2 separate regions of the Homo sapiens genome follow, and region 2 is linked to region 1. Evidence: read pairs that join two places in POLR2A ChIA-PET (ENCODE). Cell type or tissue: OCI-LY7. All regions are shown on one strand. Region 1 overlaps ZNF608 (zinc finger protein 608). Region 2 overlaps ZNF608 (zinc finger protein 608).

Region 1 (5,000 bases):
GAAGTAGTATGCATAAACTGACAAAGATACTGTGAGGGCAGCTATACAAGGTCAAGACCAACTGGAATCCCAAGGACAGAAGTCAGAAAGATAATGGATGTGATAAACTCAGTACAGCCTGTATAAGCAGTGATACTTTTTTATTTCCTCTGAAGCCTTGACTTGGGGAGAGGAGAGGGTTTTAGAGTTGACAGAGCACAGGGTTGTGAAATTTTCTATTGAAAATCCTGGCACATTTAGAACACAGTGGAGAAGAAATTTACTGGAGGAGATTTGCCCACTTGTTGCAAAACTCTGTTGCTGTCACTGTAAGACCTTTGGTGCTAGGAACTATAGGTAAAGGGATGAAGTTGAAGTGTAGGATCTCACTGTGATTTTGAAGCTCTGTTACAGGGTAGAGGCCTGTGTTAAGTACAAGCTTGAGATGGGAGAGAAAGAGCAGATACAGCAACTGATGCTGAATTGAGAGAGGATCCAAAGCCCGGAATCCCAGTTGGTTGGATGTTTGCACTTTTTTTTTGTCTGGAGATGCTTCCTAGTCTGTTTCTTGACCGACTGCACATGCTGTTAAATCCACTCAGGTAACACATATGTGTTGGGCGCACAGCCCATGTCCAGATTGGACTCGGAGTTGGGCAGAGGCCAGGTCATGCAGGGCCTTGTAGGCCATGGTAAGGAATTTGGATTTTAGCTTGAATGCGATGAGAAACCATTTCAGAATTTTGAGCAAGGCAGTGACTTTTTTTTTTTTTTTTTTTTTTAAACAAATCTTACTGTTGACTGTTGTATAGAGAATTGACTGTAGAGAGGCAAGAAGAGGACAAGGGAAATCAGTTGCAAGACTTTTTCAGTGGTCCTGGTGAGAGAAGATAGGCTTCTTTGGTAGGCATGGAAGTGGTGGGAAGTGGCAAGAAATGGTCACGTTGTCCTGAGATAATGAGGATATGGATATATGTGGAGTTGTGAAAGAATGAGAATTAAGGAAAATACCTGGATTTTGGAGGTGGATGGAATCAAGAGTTGTGACTCATTTTTGATATATCCTGTGGCTGCCAAGTGATTATGGTCCTTCCACAGGAAGGCCAGGGCTGGAGACACCTATGGGCAAATAGGTGGGCTTTAAAGTTATTGGGCTGGAAGAGGTCACCTCTAGAGTTAGTTCCAATGGAAAAGACTAGGGCCCAGAGGTGGGCTATGGAGCAGTAGGAGCCAGCGCCGTGTCCATTGAGGGGGAAGAAAACCCAGCCAGTCTGGTGTTTCTGGAAAGCAATGGAAGAAATTCTAGCAAGGAAGGTGTGATCAGCTGTGTCAATTGCTGCCAAGAAGTCAGGTTAAAATGAGACTCAGAATTGATTTTTGGTGACATTAGCACAAATCGTTTCTGGGGTAAAGGGTAGTGATGGGGAAATAAAAAGTTTGATTAGAGTGCTTGGATTTTTTGTGGGAGGTGAGAAAAAACAGGACACTATGAATATAGCACCCTTTTCTATAAGGGGCAAAGAGATCAGGGAATATCTGTCATTTTTTAAAGTGGAGAACTCTCACAGCCTGTTTGTATGCTGATGGGAATGATGAGAGAGGGGTGGAGAAGAGCTGTCCATACTAGAGAGAGAGAGGAGACAGTGTCCTGAAATAGGGTGCATCCATGGGTCTCTGGAGCTAGGACAGTCCTCCATTATAACAGGAGAAAGTCAGAGAATATGTACAGATTTAGGAGTGGTACAGTTTTTTCTAGGAAAAAACTAGAGCGTTTTCATTTTATCACTGTGCAGGGTATTGTTGCTGTGTTAAGGGATTAAAAAAAATACACATGTCATAGACAGCAGTTAAATATTCATTTCCTTGCCTCCTCCTACAGTTTAGAAGCTTTGGCCATTTTGTGTTCTGACAGCAAAAATAATTAGAATGGGGGAGGTATAAAAGCAGGTCTCAATCTGTTCTTTCATTTGTTCATTCCTTTATTCATTCCTTACTTTGTTTACCCAGCAAAAATACCTAGTAAAAATATTTCCTCAGCAAACATTTTTTTGAATGTCTATTATATGCCTAGCACAGTCTGGGTCCTGGAGGTACAGTAGTGAAGAAACCAAGTCTCTGCTATCATGAAGCTTATATTCAAATTTATTCCAGACAAATAAATATATTTTGGTTGGCGTTACGTGCTATAAGGGAGAATCAAGCAGGAGAAGGTGGTAGAAAGAGATGGTGGAAAAGAAGAATTTTATTTGTTTATGTTTGAGTAGGGACCTGAGTACAGTTAGGAGCCATTTGGCCCCCTTGTGGAGGGAACTTTTTAGACCCAGGACCTGTGTACAATCCCCCCGGGGGTCGAGGAGAGGGAGAGTGTATTTGGTGTGTTTGAGGAGACACCAGAGTGACTGAAGCTGGATGAGGGAGAGAGGAGAGTTCCAGAAGATGAAATCTAAGATGGAGCTTGAGGCCAGGCTCCAGAGAGCCTTCCAGAACCAAGTAAGACTCAGAAAGGTGGGAGAGACTGGGGGGCTTTGCGCAGAGGAGGGACAGGCTGTGACTTAAGTTCTAAACGTATCTCAGTGTGTGGGAACTGATCCTAAGCTTAACCTCTGGCTTTTGATTTCATTCTCATTTCTCAGTGGTTGAGGGAGATGATGTTACCCCGTGTGAATTATATTAACTGATTTCACATGCAAGATCGTAAATACTGAGTCCTTTTTCAGAGAGTGGACAAAATGGTACCTTTCTCTGAAGACATTAATTGAAAGAGTATTACTTTCCCCAGAGAACGTATTCCAGGTGTCTCTGGTTGTGTACACACACACACACACACACACACACGTGCTGTTGAATTAATATAGCTGATGTTTACTAAAGTTACAAATAACAAAAAATTGGAAATGATGAGGTAATAATATAAATAGAAATGCCAGTCTTTTTTTTTTTTTTTTTTTGCACTCTTTGCATACTCCCTGGGTTTGACCATGTCTCCTACTTAGGAGACTGGTCCAGAGCCCTGAGAAATTAGTTGCATTTATTACTTTTTGACTATTTTTTTTAAATTAAAAAAAGAGGTCAGAAATTGGTAAAAGTTCAAACTACACTAAAATGTTATATAATGAAAAGTAGGTTTTACTTCCCCCTTATGCCCCCCAGACTGTTCCCTAGAGCCAATTATTTTGAACAGTTTTGTATGTCCTCGAAATAGTCCCCGTATGTTCAAGAATATATATTTATATTTTTGTCCCCTTATACAAATCACAGCATATTAAAGAAACTGATCTGCACCTTTAAAATGTTCCTTTGAACATCTTTGCACATGTGTGTTTCAAAATTTAATTGCCCCCCAACTTGATTGCATCCGTTTGCATTCCCAGCAATGGTGGAACATGAATTGCCTGTAGTTTCTACAATTTAATACTGTGAGTTATAATTTTCTGGCTTTAATCTGTGCTAATCTGATAGTAATCTATTATTTTAATTTGCATTTTTCATGGGTACAAGCCATTGTATTTATTTTCCTAAATATTGATAATTTATAACCTTTGATTATCTAGTGAGTTGTTGGCCATTTCTTATTTTAAAGTATTTCAGTGTATAATAATTAAATATATAATTTTTTCATGTGTTTTGCAAATTTTTTTATGTGCTTTGCAAATATTTTTTCCCATCTCTTCATTTGTCGTTTGATTCTGTTTATGCTGTTCCTCCCCCTACTCCGTGCAAATATCTTAAACTGTATAGTCAGATTCATTGATTGATGGAGTCAGCGTCTCACTCCATCACCCAGGCTGGAGTGCAGTGGCACGATCTCTGGTCATTGCAACCTCTGCCTCCTGGGTTCAAGTGATTCTCCTGCCTCAGCCTCTCGAGTGGCTGGAATTACAGGTGCCCACCACCATGACTGGTTAATTTTTGTACTTCTAGTAGAGATGGGGTTTCACCATGTTGGCTGGGCTGGTCCTGAACTCCTGGCCTCAGGTGATCCACCCACCTTGGCCTCCCAAAGTGCTGGGATTACAGGGGTGAGCCACTGTGCCCAGCCAAACATTTTTATTTATTAACCTTGGAGTAAGAAATGTCTCCCTAAACCAATACAAAACCCCTTAGCCATAAAAGGCAATGAATTATAAATCTGACTATAAGGCAGGGCGCGGCTCACGCCTATAATCCCAGTACTTTGGGAGGCAGAGGCGGGTGAATCACCTGAGACCAGGAATGCAAAACCAGCCTGGCCAATATGGAGAAACCTTGTAGCTGGGAGTGGTGTCGCGTGCCTGTAATCCCACCTATTTGAGAGGCTGAGAACCGAGAATTGCTTGAACTGGGGAGGCGGAGGCTGCAGTGAGCCAAGATCGTGCCACTGCACTCCAGCCTGGGAAACACAGAAAGACCTTGTCTCAAAAAAAAAAAAAAAATTTTTTTTTTAAAGTCTCCTACTGCTTTTATGGTAGTTGAACTATTTTTATGGTCTTTAACTGGAAGTTATGATACATACCTTCTTGGGTTTGGGGGTCGTATTTCTACTTAAATAATTTTTGATCCAGTATACAGAATTATTGAACTCTTAATATAAATATTATTTCTTAATCATAGCTGTGCATCTGAATTATCCGAAGAGTGCTTAATTGTTTTCATTTCCACAAATATTCAGTCTCAGGCTTCCTAACCCCTATTCTGATTCTCCAACTCTAAAGGTTGGCTCCTTTGTATGCATTTAGCAAAAGCTTCAGATAGCTTATTTGAAGATATCTTCTCCAACCCTCAACCCCCACCTCCCTGCCCTTTCTCAAAAGGGAGATGTTAGGAATAGTTATTAGAATTTCTTGCGTGTGTGTGTGTGTGTGTGTGTGTGTGTGTGTGTGTGTGTGTGTATTTTAAGGGTTTATTTATAGAAAAATCATCACAGTATTGCTTTAAATATGACTTCATTAAGGTGTTTTACAGGTGGTTAATTAGTGTACTTGGTCAAATGGGAGGCAAAAGGACTAATGATTTGCAGCTCCAGCCCTAGGAATATTTACAGC
Region 2 (5,000 bases), 82 kb after region 1:
ATTTCAGCAGACCTGAGTTTGAAGCCCAGCTCCACGACTGGGCAGCAGCATGACCTTGATGTTGCCTGAACTTTAAACACTTTGGTTTTATCTTCTGTACAGGGGATCAGTAATAATGCCTACCTGGGACATTATTACTTTGTAAGAGAAGGAGGTAAAGCAATTAGCACAGTGTCTAGCACAGAAATAAATGTCAACTTAGCATTAAAATTAAGAGTGCTAGTGCTGTCATGATTATTAACAAGTTTTCTTTAAAATTGAAATTTTAAAACAAATCTGTTGGGTTTTTTTTCTTTAAAACAAAAAAATCAGGACCCAGATTCAAGAACATGGCATCATTATGTATACCAGCCCAAATATCTGGATCAGCAAAAGTCAGAAGAACTTGATAGAGAGAAGAAATTAAAAGAGGATAGTCCGAGGAAAACTCCTAATAAAGAGAGTGGTGTGCCCAGCCTTCCTGTATCGTTAACAAGCATTAAAGAGGAGCCCAAAGAGGCCAAGCATCCTGATTCTCAATCAATGGAGGAGAGCAAGCTGAAAAATGATGATCGAAAGACTCCTGTGAACTGGAAGGACTCTCGGGGAACAAGAGTGGCTGTCTCCTCACCCATGAGTCAGCATCAGTCATACATACAGTACTTGCATGCTTATCCTTACCCACAGATGTACGACCCCAGCCATCCTGCATACCGGGCTGTTTCTCCCGTCCTAATGCACAGTTATCCTGGTACGTGTTGTCGGTTCTGACTATATTGGAGGAAAGAGGCGATGTTCAAATATTAGCTGTTAAAAACTCAAGATAAATTAGAAGCTTCAAGAGTGACATTTGTTTTCCTTGTTTTTATGCTGTTTAAAGTCCCAAAGATAAAACTGATTTAATATAAGTTTTTTTAATGAAATGTCAAGAATCCTCAGCCATAGTTTCCATAGTCTCTGATGGTCTGCTATAGCTGTTAGGCTGACAGATACTTTATTGCCTATAAAAATATTCTAAGCACTTACTGTCATAATCATTATAGTTACTATTCCTTTCACTTAAGCGGACACGTAAATGTATGAAATGGCTATAAGCTCAATTCTGTTTATAACCTCCCTTCATCAGGATGAATTAACTGGGAGAAGAAAATTGGAGAAGCTAGACACAGTTTAATGATGATGTAGCCCATTCTTAATGTAACCCCCTATTTTAAGATCTCTTTGACTCTTATCCCAAATTCATGTAACCCAAATGATTTTTTTTAAAGATATAGCCTGTAACTTGATGTGGCATTTGTTGTTTATCTGCAGGGGCATATCTCTCTCCAGGATTTCATTATCCTGTTTATGGGAAGATGTCAGGGAGAGAAGAGACAGAGAAAGTCAATACCAGCCCTAGCGTCAACACGAAAACAACCACTGAATCTAAAGCACTGGATTTGCTCCAGCAGCATGCTAACCAATACCGCAGCAAGTCTCCTGCTGTAAGCCTCCTTTTGTTGTTATTTAAAAGTACTGTGATTTGGGGAGAAAGGGGAACAAGCTAGAGAACAGTCTTGAAATATAAATGGTTTCGGAACCCAGCTGTGATTTCAGGATGCTGTTTTATCCTAATACGTAAAGAATGGAGCGTTCAAAAGTAAGACGCTTTCACACATGAGAGAAAATTGTTAAAGCACGTATGGCAGTAGCAAGCTTTTCTGTTGCAAAATCTAGTATACCTTGCTTACCCAGGAGGATGGTTGTTAGGTGGAAATTTAAATTCATAGGAACCAACTTTTGGTGCAAAATATGTTTGATAAGACATTGAGGAATTAGGTAACAGAGGAGTATATTTTATATAATTTTGGTAAGTAAGTAGTTCAGAGGCTACAAACTGTTGACTTTTTGGGCAAATCAAGCTTTTCAAAAAATGTTTTCTTGCAGGATACCTTTTAAAAATCAGACATTTTACATGCAAGTTCAGATCACCTCTTTCTCTTAAGACAATAGAAAATCTGGGCCGGGAGTGAGCCACTGCCTGTAATCCCAGCACTTTGGGAGGCCGAGGCGGGCAGATCACCTGAGGTCAGGAATTCGAGACCAGCCTGGCCAATATGGTGAAACTCCGTCTCTACTAAAAATACAAAAAGTAGCCTAGTGGTAGTGGGCACCTGTAATCCAAGTTACTCAGAAGGCTGAGGCAGGAGATTTGCTTGAGCCCGAGAGGCAGAGGTTGCAGTGAGCAGAGATTGTGCCACTGCACTCTAGCGTGGGCGACAGAGCAAGGCTCTGTCTCAAAAAAAAAAAAAAAAAAAAAAAAGACAATAGAAAATCTGGTTCAAAATGACATGGCAGTAACTGATGGGAACTAGTAGCCCCATCTAGGCAGATGTGCTGCTCCCCATCAATGTGCATGGATATAAATAGAAGCTCCCTAATCTGCATCACTTATCTTTGTTGTTAACTTGACTTCTGGAGAGATTTGAGGTTTCTGCTACTTGTATTGACCCTTCATATTCACATCATCAGTGTTCATGGTTGGGGGTTCATCACGAGCAAAGCTGAGTGCCCGTGACATGTAATAAGGCACAAATTTGAGCCTTGTACAGTGTGAGGCTCATTTGCAAGAGTAAGTCATGTGGCTTAGGAGTGAGAGCTGTGTCTGCTGTTTTCTGGCCTTGACTCTTTGTCATGTCCCTTTAACTCTGCTGAAGTAATACAATGTCTGTGAAAGATGGCTCTTCCCCAAAAAAGGTGACTGCTCTAGTCCTAGAGACTGTTGTGAAGAGAGACTAAACAAAAATAGGATGGTGCTTGGCTAGGAAAGAGTTTAAAGTAAATTAAAATAATAGTATCTGCAATGTGTGTGAGTCTACCAGAAACTCTATAGAGAAACCAGAAAAGGGGATTTCTGAATCTTTTTCTGAGTCCTCCTTCTTAGTACAAGGATTTCTTTTAAGTGAGAAGTATAACTTTAGTTAAAGGGTGGTTAGGCTGTAAAGGTAGAAAGTCATAGGAAATGAACCATCCTTACCCCAAACTATGGTTTGGGAGGATGGGGCCTTCTCTTTGAGAGTTCAAAAATTGAGAGATTCAAAATGTGGGTGTAGGACAGTGATTTCTTGTGCTTTATATTGGCATATAACTTTAGAGCATGTTTTTTCAGTAGAACAAAATGTATACAGACACGTTTAAAACTGTGAGATATGTTCTCTCCACAAAATACAAGTGTAATTAGAAAACTTGACCTTAAAGATATCTCCAAAACTACTTATTTTGTAAAAGTTGTTTATGGGAAGCAATTGGGTAAATTCTTAACCTGCAATTATGAATGAATATAGAGAGAAATCCTCTTATTTCCGTCATTTCAGGAAAACATTGGTGTCACTTGGTTTACTTTGGGTGGAGTAGTTCTTTTGTGTTGGCTTAATTCCAACTGAAACTAATGCATGTTTTTTGAAATTCTCTTTAGTTACTAAAGAATTGTATCTTTATATTTACTTTTTAATCATTAACACAATATTGTCGAAGGGACAAAGGTGGTTTAGTACTCTTAAAAGTTGATTTTCAGAGCATGAAGGGGGAAAATTTCTCTTTTCTGTTGCAGCCTGTGGAAAAGGCTACAGCTGAGCGGGAACGGGAGGCAGAAAGGGAAAGGGATCGCCACTCCCCCTTCGGCCAGCGGCACCTGCACACGCACCACCACACCCACGTTGGCATGGGTTACCCGCTAATCCCGGGTCAATATGACCCTTTTCAAGGTCAGCAGCTCTATCATTACTGTGTCTTTGTCCATTCTGCTTTGGAAAACAGTTGCTAAAATTGCATTTCACATCTTAAAAATATTGAGCTTTGAGTTCACATTAGCTCTCAGGAGGGTTTTTAACACTTATTTTCTAGTGACACAGCTAAGGCTATTCCCACATCTTTGTATTCTATTGAGACATGAAATGGCTACCACTTAATAATTGTCACCAGTTGATGTTATCGGCAGCTTACTGTTATCTCACAGACTGAGGGCGGTGGCCAGTGTCTGGGGCACTGAATATAACAATCAGAAGATCAGATATCTACTTCAGGAAAATTGTAGAAAAAGGGAGGGATGGTGGGAAGCTTTGGTGAAATTACTTGTTCTGATTTCTGCATGCCTTTTAAGTTGCTCTTTTCCCATGGAAATCATGGGAGTAATGTGATCAGGTTTAACACTTTTATAACCTCATTCGAGGGTTCTTCACAGCCCTTCACTGCTGCGACTTCACTAAATGGGAGAATTGAGAAAGAGAAACATGTTTTAAGCCATAGGATTGATATGAGGGAATCTTCACCTTGTAGTTCATTAGTTGAGCATGTATTATTTGTCCCATCTTTGTCATCTCATAGTAGGTGGGTGGTGGCACCATCTTTACAACTTGCTAGAATACCACAGATTGCATGGCTTTAAACAACAGGAATTTATTTTCTCACAGTTCTGGAGGCTGGAAGTTCAAGATCAGGGTGCCAGTACAGCCAGCGTCTGCTCAGGCCTCTCTTCCTGGCTTGTGTGCAGCTGCTGTCTTGCTGTGCGCTCATATGACCTCTTCTTTGTGCATGAGCTGGTGGGTGGGGAAGGGGCAGGGGGGAGCCCTCGTGTGCTTTCTTATAAGGACACTAATCATGCCCTATTAGGGTCCCACCCATATGACCTGATTTAACCTTAATTACCTCCTTATAAGCCCCATCTCCAAATCTAATCACATTGTGGATTAGAGCTTCAACATATTTTGAGGAGACATAATTTAGTCTATTGCACTTGCCAAGTTGCCTCTTATGCTACTGTGTGAATAGAAAGTAAGATAATATGTTTGAAGGTGTTTCCAAAACTGGGAAGTGATATACAAATGTGAAGGGGTCATTTTTATTTATTCAGGTCTTTTTAGTTGATGTCATCTAGTAGTGTTAAAAGAGAGCTTTCCTATTTCTTAAACAATTTGTATTGAGTGTAATAAGAACTTGGAAGAGAAAGAGGTTTTATTTCTAGTCTAACACATTATATCTATATA

Evidence for each region. Peaks named below come from ENCODE experiments on the same cell type or tissue, not always from the same donor. Only the 100,000 strongest peaks of a DNase experiment are listed, where the experiment ranks them.
Region 2: POLR2A ChIA-PET joins it to region 1 with 11 read pairs; 9 of 35 experiments call an interaction of 5 or more read pairs at or near these places.

Annotation. Positions count from the first base shown.
Region 1 is chr5:124,722,424-124,727,423 of GRCh38, reverse strand. The region is part of intron 2 of ZNF608 (zinc finger protein 608); the gene reads left to right. Among named protein-coding and RNA genes, the nearest start is that of ZNF608, 22 kb to the left of the region's middle. In OCI-LY7, CTCF peaks have their summits at 2,085 and 2,285; a DNase peak (open chromatin) is centred at 2,303; H3K4me3 peaks cover 3,220 bases; H3K27ac peaks cover 3,684 bases.
Region 2 is chr5:124,639,974-124,644,973 of GRCh38, reverse strand. ZNF608 (zinc finger protein 608) reads left to right here. Exons shown (of 10, transcript NM_020747.3): 6 at 313-730; 7 at 1,291-1,463; 8 at 3,569-3,722. Among named protein-coding and RNA genes, the nearest start is that of ZNF608, 100 kb to the left of the region's middle. In OCI-LY7, no CTCF peak of the experiment used is centred here; no DNase peak of the experiment used is centred here.